Linked DNA regions of Homo sapiens: regions 1, 2, 3 and 5 are each linked to region 4. A link is a contact called in ENCODE Hi-C or POLR2A ChIA-PET data. All regions are on one chromosome and are shown on one strand. Each heading gives the region's core, a stretch centred on a gene start or an enhancer-like site at or near the end of the contact. The rest is flanking DNA. Distances are from core to core; before and after follow the strand shown. Region 1 holds the start of PAPPA-AS2 (PAPPA antisense RNA 2). Region 2 overlaps PAPPA (pappalysin 1). Region 3 overlaps ASTN2 (astrotactin 2). Region 4 has its middle 330 kb from the start of LINC00474. Region 5 overlaps PAPPA (pappalysin 1).

Region 1 (2,700 bases), core at 1-2,500, 770 kb after region 4:
TACCCCTCTTTCAGGGTGGTTGAGTTTCAACCATTGTTAAGAAATTGTTTTGGAACACTTCAGAGCTCTGGAGAGATGAAAAATTCTTTTCTGTTGTATTCAGAATAGCTTATTCAATTGGGGCTGGTGTCTCTCTTGGTCCTAACTCTGTTTCTCTGTTGTTCAGGGACTTGGGAGCAATGTCATTCATTGCCGGAAAGATGGCACCTGGAACGGCTCCTTCCATGTCTGCCAGGAGATGCAAGGCCAGTGCTCGGTTCCAAACGAGCTCAACAGCAACCTCAAACTGCAGTGCCCTGATGGCTATGCCATAGGTATGATGGGCCCGAGAGGGGAGCAGTAGGAGGGGCAATTCCTTCCAGCAATGCAGGGCTAATGCCTGGGTGGGTCATTGAACACCCTGGCCACATGAGTTCCTGCGTAGGCACTACAGAAAGAGAGATGAATTAGTGTAGACCATGTCCTCCCAGAAAGAGGGTCAGGGACAGGGATATGGTGACACAATGGTGGGTGAGTGTGCACAGTTACAACAGAATACAGAAAAGCTGTCAGGTGCCTGGTGGGGACACAGAAGACTCCCACAGGAAGGGATGCTTACTTGGGGATTTGAAAAAGCTTGTCGGGGAAGAAATGCTATTGCAGGCAGAAGAAACTCTGTGGCTGAGGAGCAGGAGTTATGAAAGCACACATCACATTTAGGGAAGCAATAGCAGTCTGGTGCAGCTTCTTTTATTATTAATCTTGAAATTTGCATCATACTAAACATTCATGAGTACCTGATATAGTTCAGGCCCTTCATCAAGCACTTGAAAGGCATTATATCTTATCCTCACAATAACCTTTAACAGATGAGGGAATCAAAACTTGAGGGGATAATGGAACATGCTCCCAAATCCTGAGACCCATCCTATTCCAAAGTCTGACTTCTTTCCATGGCATCTCAGCTGCATCCAAGATGAGCATAAACTGCATTTTCAAAATACTCTTTGCATGGTGACAGGCCAGCTCGAGAAATACACACAGTGAGAAGAGACAAGCTGGGATTGTATGCCAGGGATTTGCCTCGTTGAAACCAGGTGTCTGGACACATGCATTAATCACCAGCACCACAGCTTTCCGGGGTACTCAGAGTGCATGGAGTGTGACCTCATTTAAGGGCAGTGATGCTGACCTTTTGGGCTGATTCCCTAATTGACCATGATGAAAAGCCTAGGGAACTGAACATCCTTTCTCCTGGCCAATATGATTTATAGAGCAATCACCAGGGGTGTCTGGTGTAGAAGGTTATCTGAATGTGCATAGAGCCAACATGATCTTCATCCAGCAAACAGAGAGTTATCACTGCATGTCCAGAAGCAAGGCCTGTGTGGTTGGAGAGGGAAGGTTCATGGGGACTGTCCATCCTTTTTTGAAGATGAAAACACATGCCCTCAGATAGCAGAAGTTCTTCACTGTAACTTACAGTGGGAATCAGCACTCTTGTGTTTAGCCCAGGACACTGGCTCCTGCATGGGTCAGAAAACACCAAAACACATGATTGCTCTCGCTGATGGTTTGGAAGGTACTTTAAGATCTTATACAGCCACCAATTCATGAGATGCTGACCAGGAGTGTTGCAGAGAGATGGGATCTTATAGGACCTGCTAATATAGGCATTCTAGAAGGTTGGGCAACAAGTATTGCCATGGTGAGCAGCATGGGCTGCACCATCCCAAGGCCAACACTTTCTCCTTTCCATCATTCCTGATAGGTGTGCGTGGTCCTGAACAAGTATGTCTGTGATGGGGTCCCAACCTCCAGCTCAATCAGAATATGCAAGTGAATATTCATTCATACTCTTAACTGGCATTGAGTGGCTCTGTGAGAAAAAGCCTAATTAAGTGACCTTTAGGGAAAACCTACAGAAACAAATTTGCTGCATATCTATACCCACTGACACATTCAAATACATTCACACGTGCATACATAAACGCATGCCACATGCTGAAATGCTTCATAAACAAACAGCCCCAAACACACACATCATATAGTAAGCTCATGCCTAACACCTACACATCAGCCAAATACCACACAAATGCATCACTCTCACAAACACATACACACACAGGTAGCACATAAACCTATACACAGCACTCACATGCAATACATACAAATCTCATACTTCAACAAACACAAACACATTTTATGTCCCAAAACATATCAAACACACAGAAAGACGCACAAAAGGCAAACAAACCTCACAGACGCATTTACATATTTTATTCAGATGTCTCAACTGTACGCAAATGAGTACGATACCTGGCTGTCTTCTCTCCATCAGAACAGTGGAGAAAGAGGGGAAGGGGTGGGAGGGTGGTATTTCTTTACCCACTGAGTGTTTTCATGGTCAAAGCAGAAAGGGAAAGAAATCTATATGATATTGCAGCCTGAATTAACTCCTTTCCTGTACCCCAAGTCCCCACGGCTGGCACCCAGATGTCCATCTTATAAATGTGATAATCCAGGGCAGATGATGAGTGCATAGGGACACTGGAGGAGATCAGAGAGAAAAAGCCACATAGGGAGACAGGAAGACTGAGGGTGAGAATGAGAAACAAGGCAGGAGAGCAGTTTTTGCTCATCCACTCCTCAGCCCCAGCTGTATCCTCGCTTTCCTCCAAATGCGCCTGACTTCCACCTCCCAGGCTGAGCCCTTCCCTG
Region 2 (2,700 bases), core at 145-2,644, 730 kb after region 4:
AATAGGCCGATGCGGTCAAGACTGCCATTAACCACTGTTCAACTATTCATAACCAAGGGTTTCGGTGACCAGGCACCGAACTTGGATGTGATCATCACTTTCCTGATTAACCCATGAATGCCCAGGGACTTTGATTTAAAATCAAAGGACAAAGAGAGGTGTAGAAGCTTCCTAAGACATCCCCCTTTAGTCTTAATAGCTCTGAGCTGAGTGATGGAGATGTCCATATTTTAGTGCCTTACTCCAGGGTTGTCTGTGTTTCTGAATTTCACTCTAGAGCCAGCAGAGAAAGCATTTGGATTAAAGCTAAGTAGATTTTTGTTTTTTATCTTCAGTGTCTAAATCTCAGTCAGTTTCAGGTTTGGGGCTATAGAGCAGAAGGCATTACCCAGCCCTGTTTTAGGATTATGGTGTTTTCGTATTCTGGTCCAGAACTTAGAAGTGTTTCAGTGCTCAACATACTGCTCTAGAACTGACAATGCCTCGGGCCCTGAAATAAAATTCATGATTTTTCAGGATTCTTATCTGGAGCTGGAAATGCCTCAGAATTTTCTACTGCTGGCAATAGCTCTGTGCTCCTGTCTAGAGTTGAGTGTTCATCCTGACTGAAGTTAACAGTGCTCTCTTGATCTGATCCAGAGTCTACACTGGTTTTATATTCTGATCTAGAATTCATGACATTTCATTAATTTCTTTCAGTACAAATGCAAAAATAAAGTTTAAACTACAGAAAGTTAGCAATGTATTTTTTTAAATAACGTGCTCAGAACTGTGTTTGCAACAATATTCAGCATCTCAAACTTATCCTTCACGCCTCCGCTGTTGACATCATTTGGGAAACTGGGTTTGTCATGGCTTAGCTGTGGCCGAGTTTTTCTCCTCTGGCCATTTTTTTTCCTCCAGTTCCTGCTCTCCAGAGCCCATTTGATATTAAGATCTTGCCTTTCAGACCTGGCCTTCAGATATAGATTGCCTCAGCAACTCCCTTCTCCAAGCCCCTCCCTCAGCCTTCAGAGAGCTTGAACACAGAACCTACCACATTTCTCTATGAGTGTTTGCTTGCTTCGTTCTTCACCTCCCACCCCCATGGGAGGAGAAGGAATTTTTATCTTTGTTGCTTTTGTTCCTTTGGGGTCCATTTTCTTCATGTGGACCATGGGAATGAAGAACCTAACACATAAATAAGTGCTAAATAAATGTTGAATGAATGAATGACAGAATGAGAGAGACATAGAAACATTTGATCCTAGGCTGGACAGAAAAAAAAAAGATGCTTTCAAAAGAAAACAGATCCCTGGGAGCACCCAAACCACTGCCTCTCACCCTGTAAGAATACAAGGAAGGTTTTGCATCCCACTCTTTTAACCCCGTCAGCATCTTACTCTTGGAGGTAGCACATGTGCTGTGAAGTCACCCACGGACCATCTGGCTGGGGATCCCGTGTTCCTCCTCTGCAGCAAGAGATTACGTAAACTGGACAGCAGCCTCCAGATGTTAGCAGTTTCTGCTCATTTTTTTCCTCCCTTTTCAACAACAATAATAATAATTAAAACAAACACAGGCCTCATCCCCCACCCGCACCCCTGAAATTACAAACAGGTGGGCCCAGATGTCCTCCCCCTTCCCATCCAAGGGCCTCCTATTCTTGAGGCCCAGCCGCCGACCCTCAGCAGGGCCTGCCCTGGGCTGAGCCGGACAGTCATGCCAGCTGCCCTGTGGCTCAGGCCACAGTCTCCCGAAAGGGGAAATGGCCATGTCATGAGAAGTCTCTGTGCCAGACTTTCCCTCTCCCCGCCTCCCACCCCAAAGCCTTGGCCTCCAACTTAAATGGATGTATTTTGGAGGACTAGGTGGCTTAAGAGATTAGTAATGAGATCCCAAGTCTTTCACTGCTGGGTCAGGAGTTCATAGGCGGGCCTGGGCGACTAGTGAATGGCATAATTAGGGAGACAGGGAGCAGGCCTGCGGAGGGCCCGTGTGAAATGAGCCCAGCCAGGCCTTTAATGGCAGCAGTTGTCAGCAGCACAAAAGGCGGCCGCCACATCCGACACTAATCACTCTCCCTTGTTAGAGGATTTACTAGCTGGAGGAGCTCAAGCCCCCTGCCCATCTCCTCCTCAAAACGGGCATCTGGGAAGGGACTCGGCCCAATGCCTGGCTGTACTGTCTGCAGAACGGGGAGCTGATGCCAACCCCATGGGGTAGAGGTGTGAGAACTAACATTTCATGCAATATAAATGAGTGACTAGTGTCATTATATTAATCAGTACTTCCACTGCTATTGTGAATTTTCTTTCTCCATTTGAAAAAGGGGGTGGGGTGGGTGATGAATCTCCCCATCACAGTGACATAAGGATGGTGTCCATGGAGGTGGAAGCATTTGGATATTTATCATCCTCACCGTTATTGTCATCATTCTCATTAAGATCAGCATGTACACTGTGTGGGTCTCAGTTTTCTCATCTGCAGAATGGACTGGGAATAGGAGATAGAACTGAAGTAACACAGACTTCAACATCCACTCCGAACAGGTGTGGCCTTGGCACCTTATTTATTACCTCTGAGCCCAGGCTGTTTATCTGTAGGACAAACAAGAAGGAGGATAGTAATACTGGCTTCCCGGGAATGTGGGGAATCTATGTTTGGAACATAGGTGCTGGACAGTAAATGATGGCAAAGAAAACATGTTAGCTTTACCAC
Region 3 (2,700 bases), core at 73-2,572, 890 kb after region 4:
TGTCTCTCGTCCCCCAGCCTGCTCACAGTCTGTCCTCTGTCCCAAATCCTCTTTTCCCTCATATTAGTTTCTTAGGGCTACCATTAAAAGGGCACCACAAATTTGGTGGCTTAAAACAACAGAAGTGTACTCTCTCAGAGTTCTAGAGGCTAGACGTGTGAAATCATGGCATCCGCAGGGCCATGCTTCCTCTGAAGGCTCTTGGAAAGAATCCTTCCTTGCCACTCTCAGCTTCGGATGGCCCGAGGTGTTCCTTGGCTTGAGGCGGCATCACTCTAATCTCAGCCTCTGTCTTCACATGCCTTCTTTGCTCTGTCTTCTCAGAGCGGCATCAGTCACTGAATTAAGGAATTAACTTAATCCAGTATTACCTCATCTTGATCCTTAAGTAAATACATCTGCAAAGATGATTTCCAAATAAAGCCCCATCCCAAGGTTTCAGGTAGATGTGAATTTTTCAAGGACACTGTTCAACCCACTGCAATCCATCCTCTCACTTCCTCAGAAGACTTGCAGCGGAGGGTTCCCCTGGCTGGGCTAGTGGCTCTTCCTTGGTGTCCCCACGGTCCCTGGAGCATGATATGCAGTGTCAGGTAACAGCCTGGTCCTTTCTCTGTATTCATCACCATGAATATGAGCTCCATGAGGGCAAATACTTTGGTTTGGTTAGTTCTGCAGCACAAGTGCCTACCTTACTGTGAGGCACCTCCTAGACAGTCAACAAATATGCGCTTTTCTTGAACACTGTGCACTGCAGTAAGTTATGAAAAATCTGTTTCCAGATGTTTCCTGAGACTGTGCTGTTCCATTTTGGCCCAGCACATTCGCTAATCAGAGCAACACTCGCTGGTCCCCAAATGTGTGTGGACTCCATCCTTCCCCCTTTTATCAATATCAAATGGCCCTCCTGGCTCTCAACTCAACTCAGCCTGTTCTCCAAACCATGGTCAGGGTTGTCACCACAAAACACAGGTTAAGATACATCCTGTCCCTCCTCCAGTGCCCTTCCTGGCTCCCCTCTGCCTGCAGGAGAAAGCCCAGCTCCCCTCCGCCTGCAGGAGAAAGCCCAGCTCCTCTGCTCAGTATTCAAGGCTTAGCCCTCCAGCGCAGCCTCAGCTCCCACCCCCTCCCCACTCCACAAGGTCACATGAGCAGTCTGTGCCCTGTCCCTCTGGAACCCTGGCTGGTGTCCCATTCCTGGATGGAATCTTGACGCAGTGTGAGGAAAGAAACAGCCTGCTTGAGAGTCCCCAGCAGGTTTTAGGAGCCTCACTGTCTGTCGGCTGAAAAACAGCGTTATTTTTCCTCTACGAGTCTCTCTTGGCTTGGGATGCACGGCTGTATTTGCTTCTGGCTTGAGGACAGCTATTCCCCTCTCCCAGGCCCCAACTGTGCACTTTGGAGAGGTCAGTACGACCTGATGTTAGATGGAATTGAGTCGCCAGGCTGCCGTACTTGCCCCCATCCCCTAACCAATTAGGACTGGACACCACAGCCAAGGGAAGTTCACATTCCACTCGAGTTTGGGGACATCAGTCACCCCCGTCCCTACTGAGCTCCGAGACCCTTGGCCACACCTAAATTGCCATTCAGCCCAGAATCAGATAATAGGCAGAAATCCTTGTACTTAGGCTGGTGTGGGCTGTTTGGGTGTCGGAGGAGGAAAGTGGAGAGAAAAATGCACAGGAGGATAAAAGAAGAGCGACCCTAGGGCTGAGCAAGAGAGGGACTGAGAAGTGATAAGAAAAGGAGAAAGAGACAGGGGTAGAGACACAGAGAGAGCAAGTAGAAGAGAGGTACATACAGACACAAAAAGACAGAGACAGGCCAGGCACGGTGGCTCACGCCTGTAATCCCAGTACTTTGGGAGACCAAGGCAGGTGGATGGCTTGAGCTCAGAAGTTCAAGACCAGCCTGGGCAACACAGTGAGATCCCTAATCAAAAAAGAAAAAAAAAAAAAATGAAAGAAAAGAAAAAGACAGAGAGAGATGGACAGGAAGCCAGGGTGACACGGAGAGGGAAGTAGTGTCCATGACCAAGAAAGAGAGAACAAGAAAGAAAAGAGAAGAAACAGAGGGCAGAGGGGGAAATAAAAGGCCAGGCAGAAACAGTTAAAAAAAGAACAAAAGGAGAAAGCAAAGGAGAGATGTTACAAATATGGGAGAGGAAGCAGGGAAACAGGAAGAAAGAGAGGGAGGGGGTAGGGAGGGAGAAAGGAAGGGAGGGAGGGATACAGGAAGGAAGGGAAGGAGGAGGGAAGGGGAGGGAGAAAGGAAGGAAGGAAAGAAGGAAAGGGAGGGGTAGTGGGGGAGTAAGGGGGGAGGGAGGGAGGGAGGGAGGGAAGGAAGGAAGGAAGGAAGGAAGGAAGAGAGCCAGGGAAGAAAATGAAGAATGGAGGGAGGAAAGGAGGAATAAAATGAAATAAGGAAAGAAAAGTTCACAATGGGAAGAAAAAGCCAGAACAGAGCAGCACAAGAACCCTATCAAGCCTCTCCTGGATTCTTTCCCTGGTGTGTCCTGGATAAACCCTGGGCTGCAGCTCAGGCCTCTGGTCAGCATGGAAGGTTTCCTCTTTGCTCCCTTCTCATAGGAGCTGAAAGTCCCTTCAGGGTCCTATCTAGGATGTGGCCTGACAGGCCCACTGAGCAGGTTGGGTCACTGATGCTAAGAGAAAGCAGAAATATCTGACCTTAAGCTGA
Region 4 (2,700 bases), core at 177-2,676:
GAGCTCACTGGAGTCTTGGTTGGTTTTGTCCAGTAGGTCTGCCTGGAGGGAGAAGGAAAACTTACAAAAGGAGACTGGGGGTATACTTGTGTGTGAAGGCCCAGATAATGAGGACAGATCCCCAGAGACCTCCTAGAATAGCTAGAAAAGCCTGGGGTCAAAGAAGCTGCAGGGGAGGAGTGTCCAACATGAAACCTCTGAGGAGTTCAGGGAAACACCCCAAGAGAAAGGAAGTCAGCTTTAATCTTCGGCAGGGCCTAGAGAGTGAGAAGTCAATCAGGAATAATAAATGACCCATCTCCTTGTCCCCTGTACCCTTTGAACCAGAGGGGAGCAAAACAGAAGCTAGCTAATGAAAGATGTGTTATAGAATTCAGGGTAACTGAGGTTATGCTGCAGAAGCAAATAACAAAAAGATCTCGAGGACTTCTTGTTTAAGTTCTTTTTTTCTTCACATACATTTATTTTCTGTTCACACTACAGTATGTTATCAGTTAGCATGGGTCTCTGTTCAGCATAGTTCAGGCAGGCACACAGGCCAATAGAGGTTCTGTCTTGATACATATTTCCAAAAGACATTGTCATTGCATAAGCACAGCATTGGAACACTGTGTGACTGTCCTATGGACCTCAACTGTCCCATTTTTAACCACTGTGTGACTGTCCTGTGGACCTCAACTGTCCCATTTTTAAAATGGGAATTCATGAAATGAGGCAGAAAAAAGGAACAACACATATCGACATTTCTCAATTTTTTAAAAAGAAATTATGTGTGTGTTCATCTATCCCAGATTAGAGTTTTTTTTTTTTTTTTTTTTTTTTTTTTGAGACGGAGTCTCGCTCCTGTCGCCCAGGCTGGAGTGCAGTGGCGCGATCTCCGCTCACTGCAAGCTCCGCCTCCCGGGTTCACGCCATTCTCCTGCCTCAGCCTCCTGAGTAGCTGGGACTACAGGCAGCAGCCACCTCGCCCGGCTAATTTTTTGTATTTTTAGTAGAGACGGGGTTTCACCGTATTAGCCAGGAAGGTCTCGATCTCCTGACCTCGTGATCCGCCCACCTCGGCCTCCCAAAGAGCTGGGATTACAGGCATGAGCCACCGCACCCGGCCAGAATATTTTAATTAATTTTTTTCCTCTAACATATTTCACAAAACACACTTTTGCAAAGACCAGAATACAAGCACACCTCTGTATTTTATGTCGTTGCTGTTGTTGCCATCATACTCCTCTGAGAGTGTATGGAGGTCCACACCCAACTTTCTTGGTAAAACAGCATCCTATTTTTATCTGTTGGATTTTCAATTCTAAGATTCAAATCCAAGCATCTTCTTGCTTGTAGGCAAAGTGACCACTAGAGGGAAGCAACTGCCAGGCAGAGCAATTTCTTCACGCCATGGGTAATTTGATCCCTGTGTGTCATACTCCAAGGGTTTGGACAGAATACCTAGTTCTAACAGGAAGTTAGTAGTCACGGAGCCTGGCTACTGCCAAGCTCTTTCACTGACTTTGATCAAACCACACTTGGGGCTGCGTGCAGTGGTTTATATCTGTAATCCTAGCACTTAGGAAGGCCTAGGTGGGAGGATTGCTTTAGATCAGGAGTTTGAGACCAGCCTGGGCAAAATAGGGAGACGTTATCTCTACAAAAAAGTAAAATAGGCATGGAGGTGCACAACTGTGGCCCTAGCTACTAAGGAGGATGAAGTGGGAGGATCGCTTGAACCCAGAAGTTAAAGGTTGCAGTGAGCTATGATTGTGCCACTGCACTCTAGTCTGGGCAACAGAGCAAGAACCTGTATCTAATAAATAAATAATAAACAAACAAACAAACCACATTTGGGCTCTGTGTCCCTGGGTCTTTATAGACACAAAGTATAGCCTTGGGAAACATGAGTGGCCTTTATTTATTTTTGTGAAACTCTCCCAGTAATTCTTTTTATAAGGCTCTTCCGTCACCTCTTTTAAGACTAACTGGAGCGGTAACCCCTCCTTAGGCTCAGAGATGACATTCTCTCCATTCAGCCAGCTTGTCCTCTGCCCTCATGGGACACATCGCTCTTCTTGAGCTGATGGGAGTCTGAGAAACAATCTTATACACCAAAGATAACCCTCCATTCCTCTATGGGCAGAAAAACAGATCGCAATTAGATGAGCCAGGGACCTTAATAAATGCAGATGTCCATTTAAATAAACCAGCAACTCTTGGGATGTAAACAGAAACAGAAACATACTTCATAATTAGAGATGAATGATGAGCAAATGAGTCAGTAGAGGATGGATTAAAGCAATAGTCTATAGCAATAATCAGAAAGTCAGAGCCCAAATCTCAGATCTCTCAGTAATTGTTAATTTTTGTTAGATTATTTAGTGTTTCTGAGTTTCAGCTTCTACATCTGTACAAAGAATCTGATGATACTTATTTGTGTGCATGCACAAAGCTAGGTACATTGTAGCATTCAAATGTTCATCTTAAGAAACAAAATGAAGGGTGAAGAAAAAGAGCAAACTTTGTGCATCTAATACCTGGTACAGTGGAGTCAACTAGTGCTTTGGGGCATATCACACTGGTGGTCTAATTCCAGCTCTGCCATCTACTGGCTGTGTGACCTTGGACTTGTCACTGACCCATATTCAACCTCAGTTTCTTATTTGGAAACCTAAAGTATTAATGGCTGCTTGATATCCAAAGGAGACAGATGAT
Region 5 (2,700 bases), core at 52-2,551, 640 kb after region 4:
AAACTAGGGAGGAAGGATGAGCCAGGCAGATTTGTCATCTTTGCTCTCCTGTGGCTTCCCACCCCTGACAGTCATTTTCTCCAAGGAAGGGAGGAAGATTACATCATCCCTTGCCAGTTGCAGGAGAAAGCCCATGGAGGGGTGGAATGTTCACCTGGCACCCACCATCAGGAAGCATGCTTTAATGTTCTATGCTGTAACTTTTAACTCAATGTTAACAGGCTAGAAGGTTAACAAATATTTATTTAGCATCTGCTATGTGAATACTCTATGGACTAGGCACACTGTATTAAGCAAAAGCTACATGGCGTTGAGCGAAGCAGTGCTCTTTAATAGAGACAAAATGACAACGATCTTACAGGATTTTGATGACAATCAGATGAGTTAACTAATAACTAGGAGATGTGTTTCATATACTGTAAAGTGCTGCCTTCAATGAAGTTGACTGAATGAATAAGTGATACATGTGTGTCAACATCCCACAAAGTTAAGAAAGTCAGGAACTCAGTGTGTGGGAAAGTAGACAAGAAGAAAGGCTTCAGCTAGGTGGGGAGTCCTACTTGTGTTTTACACCCTAAACTAAAGGTTGCTTTGAGCCAGCAGTTACTGCAAATAATGAATGAAACTAGCCAAGGAGAGATAGAGGAAATCTTGTAATTAAATCCATCTTTTCTTGCTGTGATGCATTATATCTAAGAAGCCTCTGTGTATTTTCTCACCCCTCCTTCTCTTTTCCTCTTCTCTTCTCCATCTCCACTTGGTGGCTTCTTTCTTTCCTTGGCTAAGCAGAGGCAAGGAGGTTAGAGGCATTTACAGCCTTCACTGGCATAGTTTTTTCACTCCAAATAACTTTCTAGTATTGACATTATAGTGATTCCTGTTACCCTGTAACATTACCACAAAGCGTTTTTAAGCAAAGATCTTTTTTTTTTCTTATTTGCTTCAGAAATGTCTAGGGTCACCACCACCCTCCCAACCAACCACTGAGGCTGAAGAAAAAAAAAGAATGTGGCTAGGTGGGCATGGGGACACATGCCTATATTCAGCTACTCAGGAGGCTGAGGCAGGGGAATTTGAGCCTGCAATGAGCTACAATCAGACCATTCCACTGCAGCCTAGGCAACAGAGCAGGACTCTGTCTCTTAATTTTTTTTTAAGGTGTCTAGTTGGGCAACTTGAGGTCCTTCATCTTACCATCCGGTCTGTCTCTCTCATGAGGCTCCCTTAAACAAATTAGAGCCAATCACTACATTGAGTCCTGGTTATTTTCCTCAGTAGTGCAAGGAAGAGCTCTCTGGGAGTCTAGATGTGATCTCAGCAGAGAAAAATTCAGAAGTCGCTGCAGGCTGAGATCAGTGGGGATGAGGCATCATCTCCCTAGGGAAAGAGGAGAAGAAACCCTCCTTCCTTCTCCCCGCTCCTCACCCAACCCTCCCCTTCCTGAGTGAGACAGAACAGAGTGCGGAGAAGCTCAGTGGTATGGAATGACTGCATGTAGAGAAGGGGAGGAGGAGAGATAAGAGGGCTCCAAGGCTGCCTTCCAGCTCTGTTGTTCATGGTTCTAGACAGTTTCCTCCCAGGTCCTCAGTCTGCAGGGTGGATGCTATTTATGCTCACCTATTCTTTGCTGGTCGGGGGGTGGGGTTAGGATTTCTGTCAGTCCAAGTAGGTTTTACCAATGGCAGTAATACCACAAGGATTCTAATTTATTCTACTGTCCCCTGCATCCAATAGGGAGAACAGCAAAGAATACAGATTCCAAAATGAAACAAAACTCGGTTCCAATGCTGGCTTTTACACTTCAAGTTGTATGAACCTGATCGATTCACTCTATATTTGGGAGCCTTAGTTTTATCACCTCCTAAATAAGTCCTTGCAAGAATTAAAGTTCAGGGGACACAGTGGGTGTTTAGCCAATATGTACCCTTTACTTCTTTTCATCTTAGGCAGCACAGCCTCCTAAGTGGAAGATGAGGAAGGAAAGTTTGAACATTGACTCGGTAGTGAGATGAAAGCAGTTTGACTGAATGTCTGGTGATTCCTCTGAAATCTGTATTGCAGGGGTGGGGATGAGATGGATGCTGTGTGTATAGCAGATTCACCAAGGCACCAAGAACCTTCCTCTCCTTTTCCCCTCTGTCTAAGTTCTAGTCAGACCAATTTCTCCTGGGGTCCACAGGAAACTCTAAGGATGGGAATAAAGCTCTTTCCCCAAGAACTCATTCCCTCATCTCTTCTGCATAGGTCATCCTGATGTTGAACAGCCCTGTAAGTCCAGTGTCCGCACCTGGAGCCCAAATTCAGCTGTCAACCCACACACGGTTCCTCCAGCCTGCCCTGAGCCTCAAGGCTGCTACCTCGAGCTGGAGTTCCTCTACCCCTTGGTCCCTGAGTCTCTGACCATTTGGGTGACCTTTGTCTCCACTGACTGGGACTCTAGTGGAGCTGTCAATGACATCAAACTGTTGGCTGTCAGTGGGAAGAACATCTCCCTGGGTCCTCAGAATGTCTTCTGTGATGTCCCACTGACCATCAGACTCTGGGACGTGGGCGAGGAGGTGTATGGCATCCAAATCTACACGCTGGATGAGCACCTGGAGATCGATGCTGCCATGTTGACCTCCACTGCAGACACCCCACTCTGTCTACAGTGTAAGCCCCTGAAGTATAAGGTGGTCCGGGACCCTCCTCTCCAGATGG

The links. A loop is a pair of places that touch in the nucleus more often than their neighbours do. ChIA-PET counts read pairs that join two places held with the same protein, here RNA polymerase II (POLR2A). Pooled maps may share reads with other maps.
Region 1: a loop to region 4 is called in a map of tibial artery, with 3 times the contacts of the local background. The contact joins the promoter of PAPPA-AS2 here to the enhancer-like site in region 4. A Hi-C loop is called at or near these places in 3 of 168 maps with a recorded cell type or tissue (chondrocyte, left colon and tibial artery) and 4 of 50 pooled maps. POLR2A ChIA-PET finds 5 or more read pairs at or near these places in 1 of 52 experiments (OCI-LY7).
Region 2: a loop to region 4 is called in a map of PC-9, with 5 times the contacts of the local background. The contact joins two enhancer-like sites. A Hi-C loop is called at or near these places in 2 of 168 maps with a recorded cell type or tissue (PC-9 and chondrocyte) and 2 of 50 pooled maps. POLR2A ChIA-PET finds 5 or more read pairs at or near these places in 1 of 52 experiments (BJ).
Region 3: a loop to region 4 is called in a pooled map of heart right ventricle, with 2.6 times the contacts of the local background. The contact joins two enhancer-like sites. A Hi-C loop is called at or near these places in 3 of 168 maps with a recorded cell type or tissue (breast epithelium, chondrocyte and tibial artery) and 1 of 50 pooled maps. POLR2A ChIA-PET finds 5 or more read pairs at or near these places in 1 of 52 experiments (A673).
Region 5: a loop to region 4 is called in a map of right cardiac atrium, with 11 times the contacts of the local background. The contact joins two enhancer-like sites. A Hi-C loop is called at or near these places in 3 of 168 maps with a recorded cell type or tissue (IMR-90, chondrocyte and right cardiac atrium). POLR2A ChIA-PET finds 5 or more read pairs at or near these places in 1 of 52 experiments (BJ).

Annotation. Positions count from the first base shown.
Region 1 is chr9:116,362,426-116,365,125 of GRCh38, forward strand. PAPPA-AS2 (PAPPA antisense RNA 2) reads right to left here and starts at 1,251. Exons shown (of 6, transcript NR_170222.1): 1 at 1,172-1,251. It overlaps PAPPA (pappalysin 1), which reads left to right. Exons shown (of 22, transcript NM_002581.5): 18 at 167-314.
Region 2 is chr9:116,317,222-116,319,921 of GRCh38, forward strand. All of the region lies in intron 10 of PAPPA (pappalysin 1), which reads left to right. It overlaps PAPPA-AS2 (PAPPA antisense RNA 2), which reads right to left. Exons shown (of 6, transcript NR_170222.1): 2 at 2,402-2,579; 3 at 1,383-1,523; 4 at 1,037-1,170. Among named protein-coding and RNA genes, the nearest start is that of PAPPA-AS2, 45 kb to the right of the region's middle. Within about 2 kb of position 1,395, at least 7 of the 41 ENCODE cell types and tissues checked have a DNase peak (open chromatin) inside an H3K27ac peak, as active enhancers do.
Region 3 is chr9:116,475,914-116,478,613 of GRCh38, forward strand. The region is part of intron 20 of ASTN2 (astrotactin 2); the gene reads right to left. Among named protein-coding and RNA genes, the nearest start is that of ASTN2-AS1, 27 kb to the right of the region's middle. Within about 2 kb of position 1,323, at least 7 of the 41 ENCODE cell types and tissues checked have a DNase peak (open chromatin) inside an H3K27ac peak, as active enhancers do.
Region 4 is chr9:115,590,330-115,593,029 of GRCh38, forward strand. No RefSeq gene overlaps it. Among named protein-coding and RNA genes, the nearest start is that of LINC00474, 330 kb to the right of the region's middle. Within about 2 kb of position 1,427, at least 6 of the 41 ENCODE cell types and tissues checked have a DNase peak (open chromatin) inside an H3K27ac peak, as active enhancers do; they include tibial artery, where a contact is called at or near this core.
Region 5 is chr9:116,232,895-116,235,594 of GRCh38, forward strand. PAPPA (pappalysin 1) reads left to right here. Exons shown (of 22, transcript NM_002581.5): 7 at 2,245-2,700. Among named protein-coding and RNA genes, the nearest start is that of PAPPA, 80 kb to the left of the region's middle. Within about 2 kb of position 1,302, at least 4 of the 41 ENCODE cell types and tissues checked have a DNase peak (open chromatin) inside an H3K27ac peak, as active enhancers do.